2 separate regions of the Homo sapiens genome follow, and region 1 is linked to region 2. Evidence: chromatin loops called from intact Hi-C (ENCODE). Cell type or tissue: heart right ventricle. All regions are shown on one strand.

Evidence for each region. Peaks named below come from ENCODE experiments on the same cell type or tissue, not always from the same donor. Only the 100,000 strongest peaks of a DNase experiment are listed, where the experiment ranks them.
Region 1: a loop joins it to region 2, with 2.1 times the contacts of the local background. A loop is called at or near these places in 9 of 110 quality-filtered maps.

Annotation. Positions count from the first base shown.
Region 1 is chr17:928,217-936,216 of GRCh38, forward strand. The region is part of intron 1 of NXN (nucleoredoxin); the gene reads right to left. Among named protein-coding and RNA genes, the nearest start is that of NXN, 48 kb to the right of the region's middle. In heart right ventricle, no CTCF peak of the experiment used is centred here; a DNase peak (open chromatin) is centred at 4,754; H3K27ac peaks cover 1,294 bases.
Region 2 is chr17:875,933-883,932 of GRCh38, forward strand. The region is part of intron 1 of NXN (nucleoredoxin); the gene reads right to left. Among named protein-coding and RNA genes, the nearest start is that of MRM3, 98 kb to the left of the region's middle. In heart right ventricle, a CTCF peak has its summit at 3,856 (motif pointing right); DNase peaks (open chromatin) are centred at 3,799, 4,826 and 7,479; H3K4me3 peaks cover 467 bases; H3K27ac peaks cover 5,267 bases.

The DNA of each region.
Region 1 (8,000 bases), 52 kb after region 2:
GTCTCAGCCACAGCACCACCTCTTTAAAAAGCGACACCCAGCTAACTTCACATCTCATTCCAAAGAGTGGCAGTTTGGGTAACGTGCTCTGCCAAGCACATCTGACTTCATCAGAAAAGCATTCGGTGAGATTTCCTATGGAATCCTTGTGGACAACATAGATCCACAGGCTGGATAATGTGAACTGGTAACTGGCCAACCACCACACCCCTGAAGCTTGGATTAGTGGATGAATACCATTAACCTAGAGGGAAGTTTCTCACTGTGTTCTAAAAAGATCCATTCTGGCTGTGCTCATCTCAACATTATCCTTAATTCCCTTGAAAAAGTACTGGAAGGTTGGGCGCGGTGGCTCACGCCTGTAATCCCAATACTTTGGGAAGCGGAGACAAGCTGATCACCTGAGGTCAGGAGTTTGAGACCAGCCTAGACAACATGGTGAAAGCCCATCTCTACTAAAAATACAAAAATTAGCCGGGCGTGGTGGTGGGCACCTGTAATCCCAGCTACTCGGGAGGCTGAGGAGGGAGAATCGCTTGAACCCGGGAGGCGGAGTTTGCAGTGAGCCGAGATCATGCCACTGCGCTCCAGCCTGGGTGACAGAGTGAGACTCTGTCTCAAAAAATAATTAAGGAAATAAAAGATACTGGAGAATACCGCTCACATGTGCAGATATCAAGAAGACTAGCAGATGAGCAAATGGCCTAAACGCGTAATCAGCTGTATAAATGCAATACACATCATAACTTTTAGGAACTGTTTGCAATTCACACTTAATTCCCACAGAGTAAAGCCGAGGCCTTAAATTAGTGAATGGCATATGTGCTTTGTTTGGCTTTGCCCAATGTCAAGAAAAATTTTAACTGGCTAACAGCATGTAAAACTTAACTAGCTTCACATAAAAACCCAGTTTGTTAGCTTGAAAAATCAGAAGAGCTGGCAACGTCGGCCTTCATTACGGCAACAGGCAGCTGGAGGTGAGCGCCGGCTTTCCCCGAGGGCTGGCTGCGGCCCTCCACTCTGTCCCCCACCACCTGGCCCAGGCCACTCGCTTCACCTGCCTGGCCCTCTACTGGCATTTGAGTTGGTGAGTCCTGCAGGAAAACACTGGTTCACGTTATTAAATATGTCCAATTGGCTACACGTTTTGACTGTGCACGAAACTCCAGCTCGGTCTTCACTTACAGCTTTTGCAGGTTTAGCTCCTGTAGCAAGATCCAACATCTGATCTCACAGCTTCACAATGACAACCTGTCTGTGAAGAACATCCCAGTTTTCCAGTGTGCCCCCCTACCCTCTGGTTTATTTAACCTTCCCAATATTCCAGGAAGGCTGGGCTTATTGTCCAAAATAGAAGGGCGATCAACCAGCTAACAGGAACTAAAACCGGGATTTCAACTCAGGACTTGGGTTCAACCTTAGCTTAGCATTTCCCACCATACCTACCACGCATCCCTCAATCCCTGGAGGCGGCTCTGATTCCAGACTGACCCAACCGGAGGAGGCTCAAGTCCAGGTTGCAAAGCAGCTGGGCTGCTCTGGAAAGAGCGTTTGGAATCCTTGCTTCACTTCCGTTTTTAATCTTCTTAAAAAAAACTGTGTAGTAGTGTTTAATCCAAAGACAGCTGATTCCCATTTACACGTAACCTGTTGAACTCACATACTAAATTTTAAAGCTCTGCTCTCGAAAATGCAGTTTGCTCTTTAAGATCTCCTTGGTAACACATCTAACTGGTATCTGAACTACAGAAAAAAAAAAAAAACTTTGGAATCAATCAATGACGGGGGTTAGAATAAAATCCAACTCAGGAAAGTACCGAAGAAAGTTCCAGAATGACAGCTGTGTAGCCGACCCAGAGAACCACCTGTGTCTGGAATGGAGGAGGACTGGTAACTCCCAGGAAAGGGGACTCTCCAAGTTAAAAAGGGGACTCAGGCTGGGTGCAGTGGCTCACACCTGTAATCCCAGTACTATGGGAGACTGAGGCAGGCAGATCACCGTGAGGTCAACAGTTCAAAACCAGCCTGGCCAAGATGGTGAAACCCCATCTTTACTAAAAATACAAAAATTAGCCAGTGTGATGGCGGATATCTGTCATCTCAGCTACTCAGCAGACTCAGGCAGAAGAATCACTTGAAGCCGGGTGGCGGAGGTTGCCAGTGAGTTGAGATCGTGCCATTGCATTCCAGCCTGGGTGACAGAGCGAGATTCCGTCTCAAAAAAGAAAAAAAAATACCACTTGAACTTGCCACAAACAATATTTACAGACACAACAATGCCCCTATTGATTGACTGGCTGATTTTCAACTACACACAAAGCATGAATCCCGGTGACACAACACAATGTAAATACGAACAACCTTGACAAAGCTAAAGGTACAAAAAATAGGAAGGAAGTGCAGGAGACCTGATGGGCAGGATAGAAAGACACCAACGTTCCCAAAGTCCTATTGAAGGATAAGGAGTAAAGGCATAAACATGTTATTAAATGCTAAAAGTGTAACCAGGAAAACCGTAAATGGTGGTATACCAAGAGGACAAAGAAAGTTGAGTTTGCTTTTTTTTTTTTTTTAGACAGAATCTCGCTCTGGTTGCCCAGGCTGGAGTGCAGTGGTGCGATCTCGGCTCACTGCAACCTCTGCCTCCCGGGTTCAAGTGATTCTCCTGCCTCAGCCTCCTGAGTAGCTGGGACTACAGGTGTGAGCCACCACGCCCAGCTAATTTTGTATTTTTAGTAGAGATGGGGTTTCACCATGTTGGTCAGGCTGGTCTCGAACTCCTGACCTCATGATCCGCCCGACTCAGCCTCCCAAAGTGCCGGGATTACAGGCGTGAGCCACCGCACCCGGCTGGTGAGTTTGCTTTTAAGGGAGCTAAATCGATCTCTAGCCTAGCAGAAAACCAACACATAATGTTGAAGTTCGCCGGGTGTGGTGTCGCACGCCTGTAGGCCCAACGACACAGGAGGCTGAGGTGGGAGAATTGCCTGAGCCTAGCAAGTCGAGGCTGCAGTGAGCTGAGATCGCGCCACTGCACTCCAGCCTGGGCGACAGAGCGAGACTCCATCCAAAAAAAAAAAAAAAAAATTAGCTGGGTGTGGTGGTGTGTGCCTGTAATCTCAGCTACTGGAGAGGCTGAGGCAGAAGAAATGCTTAAACCTGGGAGACGGAGGTTGTAGTGAGCAGAGATCACACCACTGCACTCCAGCCTGGTGACAGAGCAAGGCCCTGTCTCAAAAAAAAAAAACAAGAAAGATAAAGTCATATAATAAGCCTATGTATACTACTTGATTTTGTTTTCGCCATAAGCACATGTTATTTATTTTAAAAAAATTTTTGGCCGGGCGCAGTGGCTCACACCTGTAATCCCAGCACTTTGGGAGGCCGAGGTGGGCGGATCGTGAGGTCAGGAGATCGAGACCATCCCGGCTAACACAGTGAAACCCTGTCTCTGCTAAAAATACAAAAATTAGCCGGGCGTGGTGGCAGGCGCCTGTAGTCCCAGCTACTCGGGAGGCTGAGGCAGGAGAATAGCATGAACCCGGGAGGCGGAGCTTGCAGTGAGCTGAGATCACGCCACTGCACTCCAGCCTGGGCGACAGAGTAAGACTCCGTCTCAAAAAAAAAAAAAAAAAAAAAATTTTTGGCCGGGCGCAGTGGCTCACGCCTGTAATCCCAGCACTTTGGGAGGCCGAGGCGGGGGGATCACTCGAGGCCAGTAGATCAAGACCAGCCTGGCCAAGACGGTGAAACCCCATCTCTACTAAGAATACAAAAATTAGCCAGGTGTGGTGGTGGGTGCCTATAATCCCAGCTAATGGGGAGGCTGAGGCAGGAGAATCGCTTGAACCTGGGAGACGGAGGTTGCAGTGAGCTGAGATTGCACCACTGCACTCCAGCCTGGGCAATAGAGCAAGACCCTATCTCAAAAATAAAACAAAACGAACAATTTTAGAAATGTTTAATTATTTGGAATCCTGGAAAAAAAAGCTAAGGCAAAGCTGATCTGAAGAGTCTGTCTACCTGCCCAGCTACCAACCCAAACCGGCCTTGTTTTGGTCCTAGGCGGCGGTTCTTAAACTCTGGTCCCTGGACGTACGGCTTCCGGGTTGCCTGGGAACTGTTGCTAGAATTGCAAACTACTGGGCCCCAGCCTGGACCTACCAAGTCAAGAACTCTGGGATGGGGCCCAGGAATCCGCATTTAACCAGTCCTTCTGGTTATTCATCAGTTTGGAAACCGCAGGTCTTCAGCAAAACAAAACTCTGAGGCGGCGTTGGGTCCAGTCGTCGTCTCCTCAGCGAGTAAGGCAGCTTCAGGGGAAGGCCTGAGCCCCTTCTAAGAAAACACAGGCTGGATTTTAAAGGATCTCTAGGGCTAGTTTCCCCAGGTTCTGGGCCCCTGCCCTGTGTGAGCTCTAGTGGGGTCAGCAGCAAGGACCCATCACCGGAAGAGGCTTCTGAGAGGCACCGACTTTTGCCATCAGTGGGCAGCGAGTGGGCTGTGTGGTCCCCGGACAAGCAGCTGAGTGGGTGGGGAGTGCCTTGTTGTGGCCGGCTTCGCATAAGTCATCTGCGCCCGCCACCACGCCAGGCTAATTTTTATATTTTTAGTAGAGATGAGGTTTCTCCATGTTGGCCAGGCTGGTCTCGAACTCCTGACCTCAGGTGATCCGCCCGCCTCGGCCTCCCTCAGTACTGGGATTCCAGGCGTGAGCCACCGCGCCCAGCCCAGCCCGTCCTCTTGAACCTGCTCAGTTTCAGTCGTCATGACCACTTGTAATATCCCTTCCCACTAACATCAAAGGCTGTGGCCCGAAGCTCCCAAGTGGGCGAAAAAGTCCCGAGAGGTTCCAGAAGGCAAGATCATTCTGGGGCCACGAGGACCGAGAAACGACACAACCAACCACAGAACAGAAAACTCTTGTGGATCTGATGTGATTCTGTACTCCAGATTTGCAGTTACCACTTACAGAAGCCAACGTCCACCTCTGAAACACAGAACCCCCTAACTGGTGCGAGGCAGCTGAAGACAAAGTTGAGGCCTTTGGGAGAAGAGCTCGGCCAGAGGAGGAAATCTGATTAGTAAAAAGATAGGCAGCCAAGAAGTAAATTAAATGAATGCTCACAGAGAAAGCACTCGAGACAGGAGCGGGAGAGACTCCGGGCACACATCGCGACAGGGACAGAAAAGCTTTCAGGATGGGGGTGGGGGAAGGGGAAGAACTGGTTTTCTAATATTAGACTCACGACATGCTCACTTCCCAAATCCCAGCCAAAATGAGGGCCCCTTGACTCCGACAAGCCCAGGCCACCTTCTGCTTGGATACACACTTTCTGCACCAGGACTCTGCGTGAATGCCAAGGCAAATTCCATCCCTCTCAACTCCCCACCGCAACACCAAATGACTCACACAGCTTATCTTGAAATTCCCCCTTTCATCTTGGCCTCCCACTAACTTAAAACAATGCAATAAGAACACATTCAAGACACCTCCAGTAAATCCATATCCGTATTATTCACGAGGCACTAACTAGAAAGCTGTTTATCCTGAAGCCTACGTGGTCAACTTTAGAAATGTGCCTTCGTGTAAGCTGGTTTTTATAAAATAAATAAAAAGCCTCCACAAATACCAGAACACTTATCAATTTGGACTAAAGTCGTGGATTCCAATACAAGCAGCCAAGGTCCTCAAGCCTCAAGCATAAACATCCCTTGCCTTTTATTAATTGAAAAATAAACAGGAGGGGAAATGGGTGGCATGCCTCACTATGTGATTTAAAACAAATGACACGATGTTCTCAAACTTCAATTAATTTTTAAAAAGGCATTTTATTTTTCACTTTATGATTATAAAAGTCATACATGCAGACTATGGGGAAATTTAGAAAGTACAATAAGAAGGCCAGGCGCCGTGGCTCACGTCTGTAATCCCAGCACCCCGGGAGGCCGGGCGCGGTGGCTCACGCCTGTAATCCCAGCACTTTGGGAGGCTCAGGCAGGCGGATCACGAGGTCAGGAGATTGAGACCATCCTGGCTAACACGGTGAAACCCTGTCTCTACTAAAAATACAAAAAAATTAGCCGGGCGTGGTGGCGGGCACCTGTAGTCCCAGCTACTGGGGAGGCTGAGGCAGGAGAATTGCGTGAACCCGGGAGATGGAGCTTGCAGTGAGCCGAGATAGCACCACTGCACTCTAGCCTGGGCAACACAACGAGACTCTGTCTCAAAGAAAAAAAAAAAAAGTACAATAAGAAGAAAACTTACTTCTGGAAGTAAGAGAAGTATAGAAAGTCATTTCTGGAAAAGACGCTGAATTGGTGACTTACAGTCAAGAAATTCCCAAGTCTGGCCAAATTCCAACCCAAATTCTCGGCCAGGCACAGTGGCTCATGCCTGTAATCCCAGCACTTTGGGAGGCCAAGGTGGGTGGATCACCTGAGGTCAGGAGTTCGGGACCAGCCTGGCCAACACGGTGAAACCCCATCTCTACTAAAAATACAGAAATTAGCTGGTCGTGATGGCACGCACCTGTAATCCCAGCTACTTGGGAGGCTGAGGCAGGAGAATCGCTTGAACCCGGGAGGCGGAGGGTGCAGTGAGCCGAGATCGTGCTATTTCACTACAGCCTGGGTGACAGGAAGACGCCATCTCAAAAAAAAGAAAAGAAAGAACATTCTTTTAGCCCAGTCCCAAGCGGACTGTCTGGACAGAGTCCTCACTTGCTGCCACTCATTATTGCATCATTTTGCTGTGCTCTTTATTTTTTTTTATTTATTTATTGTTTTTTGAGATGGGGTCTCTCACCCTGTCTCCCAGGCTGGAGTGCAGTGGTGTGATCTCGGCTCACTGCAGCCTCCACTACCCAGGTTCAAGTGATTCTCCTGCCTCAGCCTCCTGAGTAGCTGGGATCACAGGTGCATGCACTACCACGCCCAGATAATTTTTGTGTTTTTACTAGAGACAGGGTTTTACCATGTTGGCCAGGATGGTCTCGAACTCCTGGCCTCAGGTGATCTGCCCACCTTGGCCTCCCAAAGTGCTGGAATTACAGGTGTGAGCCACCGCGCCCGGCCTTGCTGTGCTCTTTAAACAGCCGCAGGACTCTGCTCCAATTCCTTCGTATCTGGGAATCCTCTGGCACAAAACCCCCACCTCCTATATCATGTGGTCTGTGTGACAGCCAGAAACCCCCCAGCTGAAGAACACTGAGAAGTGGGAGGCTTCCGCTCGGTCATGGCCGGCGGGACAAGGAGATGCTTAAAGGTCTGGCAAGGTTGTAGGAAAAGACCAAGACACTTCAGGATCCAGCTTTAGGATGTGCTGGCGGCTGCAACAAACATGCACTCTGATCAATGAGCTCTGCGCTCATTCACTCCACACGTGTTTACTGAGCGTCTACTGTGTCTAAGACCCTGAGCTCTGCAGAACACGCCCAGGAATCACAGAAGGAGCTTGCTCTGAGAGCTGGGAGAGCCTGCTATTCATGCGGGTATTGACTGTTGCCATCCTGCAGAACAAAGCCAGCTTTCATAACATCCCACTAGATACCATGCCAGCCACATCCTTGCCTGGAATAAAACCTGCAGCCTAGGCCGGGCGCAGTGACTCACGCCTATAATCCCGGCACTTTGGGAGGTGGAGGCAGGTGGATCACCTGAGGTCGGGAGTTTAAGACCAGCCTGACCAACATGGTGAAACCCAGTCTCTACTAAAAATACAAAATTAGCTGGATGTGGTGGTGCATGCTTGTAATCCCAGCTACTCAGGAGGCTGAGGCAGGAGAATCGCTTGAACCCAGGAGGTGGAGGTTGCGGCGAGCCAAGATCGTGCCACTGCACTCCAGCCTGGGCAACAGGGCAAGATTCCATCTCAAAAAAAAAAAAAAAAAAAACCTCCAGCTCCTGCTTGTGCTTCCATCGATTGTCCTCCAAAAGATGGCTGGAGTGTGTCCCTCTCACCAGCACGCCACTCGATTCAACCTATGGACTCAAGACAC
Region 2 (8,000 bases):
CAGCACTTTGGGAAGCCAAGGTGGGCGGGTCATGAGGTCAGGAGATCAAGACCATCCTGGCTATCAGGGTGAAACCCCGTCTCTACTAAAAATATAAAATTAGCCGGGCGTGGTGGCGTGCACCTGTAATCCCAGGTACCTGGGAGGCTGAGGCTGGAGAATCGCTTGAACCTGGGGGGGTGGAGGTTGCAGCGTGCCAAGACCGTGCCACTGCACTCCAGCCTGGGCGACACAGTAAGAATCCATCAGAAAAGAAAGAAAAAAAAGAAAAGAAAGAAAAGAAAAGAGAAAGAAAGAAAGAAAGGAGAAGAGAAGAGAAGAAAAGAAAAGAAAAGAAAGGAAATGCAGGTGCCCAGAAAAAAAGGCAGGCTCCCAAAGTGAATACTAAGACACTCAATCTCACATGTTGTCAAAAAAGCTATTGAAATTTCAGGTGACAGAGGGACTTAAGAACAACGGTGCTCAAGGAAGTCAACACAGGCTACGACGTACAGGACTCCCAATCCGGCTCATGACCACATCCCCTATTGTGGTCATTTAGAACACGCTAGGCGTCCTTTGCTCTAAGCGTGTTTCATGTACGTCTCCCCATCAATGAAGAAAGCACCTGGAGAGTAGGAAGTAAGAGTTATGTACTCTGAGATTCTCTCTTAAGCCCAGGAATCAGTCTCACTGGGCGGGGAGCTCAACAGCGCTGTTAGTGTCGTTCGCTGATAATTACTTTCACACTAGAATACCATCTTCATTCCTCATTTATACGGGAAACTCCTTGTGGTTCCCTTTGGGGCACCAGCTCCCAGCACATTCTATGTCATCAAAATTAACTCTTGGCCGGGCGCGGGGGCTCACGCCTGGAATCCCAGCACTTTGGGAGGCTGCGGGGGCGGGGGGATCACCTGAGGTCGGGAGTTCGAGACCAGCCTGGCCAACACAGTGAAACCCCGTCTCTACTAAAAACACAAAAAATTAGCCGGGTATGGTGGCGGTCGCCTGTAATCCGAGCTACTCAGGAAGCTGAGGCAGGAGAATGGTGTGAACTCGGGAGGCTGAGGCAGGAGAATCACTTAAACCCAGTAGGCAGAGGTTGCAGTGAGCTGAGATTGCACCACTGCACTCCAGCCTGGGTGACAGAGTGAAACTCTGTCTCGAAAACAAACAAAAAAACTAATTCTTAATATATTAAACAAACGTACTAAACAACTATGGGAACAGCGACGGTGTTGTTTTTTTTTGGAGACGGAGTCTCACTCTGTCGCCCAGGCTGGAGTGCAGTGGCATGATCTCGGCTCACTGCAAGCTCCGCCTCCCAGGTTGATGCCATTCTCCTGCCTCAGCCTCCTGGTAGCTGAGACTACTGGCGCCCGCCACCAAGCCCGGCTAATTTTTTGTATTTTTAGTACAGGCGGGGTTTCACCATGTTGGCCAGGATGGTCTCGATCTCCTGACCTCGTGATCCACCTGCCTCAGCCTCCCAAAGTGCTGGAATTACAGGCGTGAGCCACCGCGCCCGGCCGCGACTGTGTTTTTCAAACAGCTGCATTTACCAGCCACTACTGGATTCCTTCTACGTGTGAAGCCCTGTGCTAAAGGCTGGGAACAGAAAGATAATTGATACACGAGCCTTTCTTTCCTTTATGGAAGGCCCAGCCCCATACGGAAGACGGACGCGTACATAAACTATTAGGATACAGGAAAAGCGCGATACTACTGGCACATAGAGGAAATCGGGGAAGATGCTTAGAACAATGTCTGGGGCACACGCTCAGTGCTTTACAAAATACTCGTTATTTTTACCATCTAACCTTGTGAGTTAGAGCGACTGAAGAGGAAAGGCCGTAGCGTCTGAGCTGCTCTGTGAAGAATGAACCGGTTTTCACCAGGCAGGCCAGGAGTGGGATAGGGCGAGGCATCCAAGAAACAGCAAGAGGCAGGCAGAGCTCAGCACACGTTTTTCCAGACTGTGAACCATGAAGCTCTGAAGGCTGCTAGGAGGGCCACGGGAGCTGTGGGAGAGGGTGAGGCTGGAGCCCTGTGGGCTAACAGACAGGGCTCTAATTCGTGACATCGTGGCAACAAACTATTAGAAATGAGGCTAGACCTGGAAGCCCTGGGGGCACAGTCTGGAGGGGAGACAGACGAGAGCTAAGTAGAATGCAGGCAATGACGCCGTAACAGAGATCTGCACAGCGACCATTGCACAGCGTGGGGGCAGGCTTCTGAGAGGAGGTAACATGCTGAAAAGACAACGTGTACAGCTGACATTAGTACACAACCTCATCGGAGAGAGAAGAAGCGGAGGGAATCCCAGGAGCAGGGGCCATCATGCTCAAAGGTTCCAAGGTACGGCAATGGGCGATGTGTCTGGGGACCCTGGGGGTCGACCAGTGTGGCTGAGCAGAGTGTGCAAAGGTGAGGATGCTAGAAGGCCAGGTGCGGTTTCGGGGCGGGGCAGGGGTTGCCCTTGAAGGTGGGGTTTGGGGGTGGGGGAGGGGGTGCCCTTGAAGGAGGGGTTTGCGGGCGGGGGTGGGGGGACCTTGAAGGTGGGGTGTGGGGGCAGGGGAGGGGGTGCCCTTGAAGGTGGGGTTTGGGGGCAGGGGAGGGGGTGCCCTTGAAGTCCACGCCAGGGAGTTTGGGTTGGATCCACCCGTAATGAGGGCTGGCCCATAGGGCAGTGACGTGAACAACTGGTACTGTAGCCAGGTTGTTCTGGGAGCTGTGTAGACAGGGTGAGACTGGAAGTTGGTGGACTCATTAAGGGACTAGTGAAACAATAGTGCCCCAACCTGATTGAACCCAGTGAATGGGGGGAAATGAGAATGTCAAGGCCTGTAGCTTGGGTAGATGCGTCAGTGAGACCCTATTCATAACCAGAGCCTAAAAAAACACGCAGAGCCAGTTAAAAGCTCTAATATGTGTTTAAAGAACAAATTAATGAAAGAATGCGTAGACAGGCCAGGTGCGGTGGCTCACGCCTGTAATCCCAGCACTTTGGGAGGCTGAGGTGGGTGGATCACCTGAGGTCAGGAGTTCAAGACCAGCCTGACCAACATGGCGAAACCCTCTCTCTACTAAAAATACAAAAACTAGCCAGGTGTGGTGGCAGGCGCCTCTAATCCCAGCTACTCGGGAGGCTGAGGCAGGAGAATCACTTGAACCCGGGAGGCAGAGGTTTTAGTGAGCCAAGATCGCGCCATTGCACTCCAGCCTGGGCAACAAGAGAGAAACTCTGTCTCAAAAAAAACAACAAGTAGACAGAGAGGGAAGGAGAAGGAGAGAACAAAGCGGAAGAAAAACTAGTGAAGAGCAGGGAAAGGAATCTGGGTTTTTTTTGTTTTGGTTTGGTTTTTGGTTTTTGGTTTTTTGTTTTTTTTTTTTGAGACAGAGTCTCACTCTGTCACCCAGTCTGGAGTGCAGTGGCACGATCTCAGCTCACTATAGCCTCCGTCTCCCAGGTTCAAGCGATTCTCCCGCCTCAGCCTCCCAAGTAGCTCAGATTACAGGCGCCCACCATGCCAGGCTAATTTTTGAATTTTTAGTAGAGACGGGGTCTCACCAAGTTGGCCAGGCTGGTCTTGAACTCCTGACCTCAAATGATCCACCCGCCTCGGCCTCCCAAAGTGCTGGGACTACAGGCATGAGCCACCGCGCCCGGCCACGAGTCTGGTTTTAAACCCGTGGAGCTAAAGGTTTCTGGCAAGCAGGGAAAGGACACGACTCATTGACTGAGAAGCAGGAGGCGTCCAACACAAAGGCCTCTTGGGAACCCGCTGGGGTTTGGCGGGCGTCACCTTTCTGCATCTTGGGAGGAGAGCTGGTGGGAGGAGCTTTTCTGCAGGTGTCTCTTTCTAGCCTCCGGCAGGGGGCGGCAACAGAAGACGGTTCAGAAGAAAGAATGTGGCCAAGTATGTGTATTTCAAGCCAAAGGATTCTAGAAACTTCTCTCACAGGTACGGAATCCAACCACAGTGCCCACTGTGGTGAAGCCACTGCGCTGGTCCGAGAAGAAAGTGACAAACAAAATGACATGGAGCCCAATTCATCCTGAGAGCAGAACCTCGGAGCCATGTGGTTAAGATGGAAATTCCACTTTTAGTCCAAGCAAATCTTCTGATGTATCAAGTTTGAGGGTGAGGTTTCATTAAAGGAATTTAAAATAAAAAAGTGAGATCACAGCAAATTTTTTAAAATGATTGTTTCAGTGAAGGGAAAAAAGGTCTTTATCCTTATTCAGGGCGTAATTCCTGATCCTGGTCCCCGGAGACAACACCCACCCTTGGGCGAATCATTCCTGGGGACGGAGGAATGAGGGAGGCGTCTCTTTATTTCCGGGGGCGGAGGAGTGAGGGAGGCGTCTCTTTATTTCCTTGTATATAAAATACAAGAACTAAATACCTTGGATTAACAACCAGGGCTGGGGTTTGTGATAAGGCTGTGATTAGGACCACATAAAAGGAGAAAACGTCTTAATAAGAACTTCTTTGTGGCCTGTTAGAGCCTTTCTTAGGAAACTAATAAGTTACACTTTTCCTGGAGAGAAAATCTTGGAAATGACCCATTTCCCCAACAGGACATCATTTCCGGTCATTCACATGTGGTCAAGTTAAAAAAGATCGTTTGAACCTAGCTCAGCCAGGCCAGGGAGAAAATTAAAAATAAGTGTTTATTTTTCTGATTAAAGCCAAACAATGAGACTCAAAATAGGCCACACAAAACCCACAGAATCTTCCAAGTTCGCCTGAGCTAATGCATCCAAGGACGTCCACTCACAGGGGAAGAAGCAGAGGGGCTGGCCTTCTCCTAAGGGGGCAGGGCTGGAGATCTGTCAAATTCCTTATCCATATCTAGGAGCAGAGCTTCCTTTTGGCCAAAAGAGTAAGCTGACTGCGAAGGACAGATACTTCCAAGCAGACACTAAGTAATGCAGTTGGTTTGATAACAGGACAGATGAAAATGGAAGGCCTCCTCCGAAAATCCCACAGCCTGGGCCAGGGCTCCAAGGGGCTGACTGGTTCCTGTGGTTCAAATCTCTGCAAACGTCTCCTTCCCTCCTGCCCCATCTACGGCAGGTAGCTGAGCCGTGGCCCAGGCTCTGGGAGTGCACACTCTCAACAAGCAGATATGAACAGACACGTCCAGAAAGTAGATAGGTGGACAGCCAGTAAGAATATGCAAAGGTGTCATCAAGGAAATGCAAATTAAAATGATTTCACACTGACTAGAATAGCAAAAGTAAAACACACCCACAGTATCAAACCCGGGTGAGGACGTGGAGCAAGTGCGAGTCTCACACTCCGCTGCCGGGGACATAAATGGTGCAAACACTTTGTTGTTGTTTGAGACAGGATCTCACTGTTACCCAGGCTGGAGTGCAGTGGTGCGATCTCAGCTCGCCGCAGCACCCCAGACTCAAGTGATCCTCCAGCTTCCCGGGTAGCTGGGATTAGAAACGCGTACCACCACACTCGAAAATTTTCCATTGAGACGGGGTTTCGCCATGTTGCTCAGGCTAGTCTCAAACTCCCGGGCTCAAGAAATCTGCCTGCCTTGGCCTCCCAAAGTGCTGGGATTACAGGCGTGAGCCGCCATGCCTGGTCAGTACAACCACTTTGAAGAACCGTTTGGTCCATCTTATGAAGGTAAATGTTCATTTACCTGATAATCGACTCAGAATTCTACCGCTCAGGATTCCTACTCATCAGTATTTACCCAAGATAATTTTTTTAAGTCCATAAAAATGTTTATAACAGCCTTCCCCACCCCAAACTGACAACAACTCACATACATCCATCATTGGAAGAATGGATACACTGTGACAAGATGCTCGTCCAATGGGACACTTCTCAGCAATAAGAAGGAACAAACTGATGTATACAAAAACAAGGATAAACCTCACAATCATGCTGAGCAAATGAAGCCCGACACAAAATAACACTGACTGTACGATTCCATTTCCATGACGGTCTACAGGCAAAACTAAATTACAGTGACAGAAAACCAAAGCGACGGATGGGAGGGGGAGTCACCAGAGAGGCTCAGCAGGGGACTGTGCAGGGAGATGGAAATGTTCTTGGTCTTGTTTGGATAATTGTTCATATCGGTATAACAGCTGTTCAAACACACTGAGCTGGGTCCTTAAGAACCATGAATTTTATTGTGTTAAATTAAACCTAAAAAAAGAACTCATACCAACAAGAAGGAGAAAAAAATAATTTGTCTTCATCTCATCTAGAGCCAGGTAACTGAGAATTCCAGCGTGGGCACAGGGTGCTGCCTCCTGAGCACGGCCACCTTCCCACAAGTGACCACCTCCCCTCCCTCCCTCCCTGCCTTTCCCTGCCATGGTTCCCTGTCTCCATGAATGGAACCAACTACCCTCCACCCAGTGTCCCCAAACCAGAAACCTGGCAGTCCTTCCCCATGCTTCTCTCTTCCTCATTTCTGCTCAGTCACTTCCTAGACAGCTCCTGAATGAGGCGGAGCCCTCCCCCGTCTCTGCCCCAACTGCCTCAATTGCAGGGGTTTCTTTTGTTTGTTTTGTTTTGTTTTGTTTTGAGATGGAGTCTCGCTCTGTCACCCAGGCTGGAGTGCAGTGGCGCAATCTCGGCTCACTGCAAGCTCCGCCTCCCGGGTTCACGCCATTCTCCTGCCTCAGCCTCCCATGTAACTGGGACTTCAGGCGCCCACCACCATGCCCGGCTAATTTTTTGTATTTTTAGTAGAGACAGGGTTTCACCGTGTTAGCCAGGATGGTCTCGATCTCCTGACCTCGTGATCTGCCTGCCTTGGCCTCCCAAAGTGCTGGGATTATAGGCGTTAGCCACCGCACCCGGCCTCTTTGTTTTGTTTTTGAGACGTTGTCTTGCTCTGTCGCCCAGGCTGGAGTGCAGTGGCGCGATCTTGGCTTGCTGCAACCTCTGTCTCCCGGGTTCAAGCGATTCTCTTGCCTCAGCTTCCCTAGTAGCTGGAATTACAGGCGCCCGCCACCACGCCCAGCTAATTTTAGTAGACACAGGGTTTCACCATGTTGGCCAGGCTGGTCTGGAACTCCTGACCTCAGGTGATCTGTTCATCTTGGCCTCCTAAAGCATTGGGATTACAGGCGTGAGCCCCCGTCTCCACTAAAAGATAAAAATAAAACTTGGCTGTGTGTAGTGGCGTGCACCTCGAGTCCTAGCTACTTGGGGAAGGCTACACCTGGCCAACTTCCTATTTTTAAATGGAAAGAAAAAAACACACACCAGGGCCTTGTTTCCTATCTCTCCTGCCCATTCCTTCTCTCTCCACAACTCAGACAGCGACGGTGTCAATCAGGCCAGTAAGGGAAAGGCTGGGGGAAGACGATGCTGACTGTCTCTTACTGAATCTGTTTCTGAGACATGGAAACACCCTGTTCACAGAGGCCTCTCTTCCTCCCACCCCTGCCCCCCGCCCAGAACTCCCAGCAGAAGCTGCTCACTGGCTGTTGTCAAAGTAGTCTTTGTTCTTGGAGTTGAACCAGCACAGGCCTCAAATTTCCATCCACAGCTCCAAACCCCGCCTACATCACCTCCATGACCTCAGGCTAAGGAAAGAAAGAAGCTGGCCAAAAACATGCCAGGCTAAGAAGCCAAAGCTCCTCCCAAGAGAGATGACTCTGGAGGGGACCCTCTGGTCTCCTCTCCATGAAGCCAGGTCGATGCTGGAAGGGCAGAAATGCCCAGAAAGAAAAGCACTGAGGAAGGCTCACAGGGCAAGGACTTCAGTGGTCACGGTCCCATCATATACAGAAGCCACGGGGCAGGACTTCAGGGGTCATGGTGCCACATTTTGTACAGAAGTGGGAGGCAGCAAAGCCGCAAGATCTAAAGACAGAGTTGCAGGCCCAGGTGCGGTGCTTACGCCTGTAATCCCAATCAGCGTGGGAGGCCCAGGCAGGCGGATGACCTGAGGTCAGGAGTTTAAGGCCAGCCTGAGCAACATATGCAGCCCCCATCTCTACTAAAAGATAACAATAAAACATT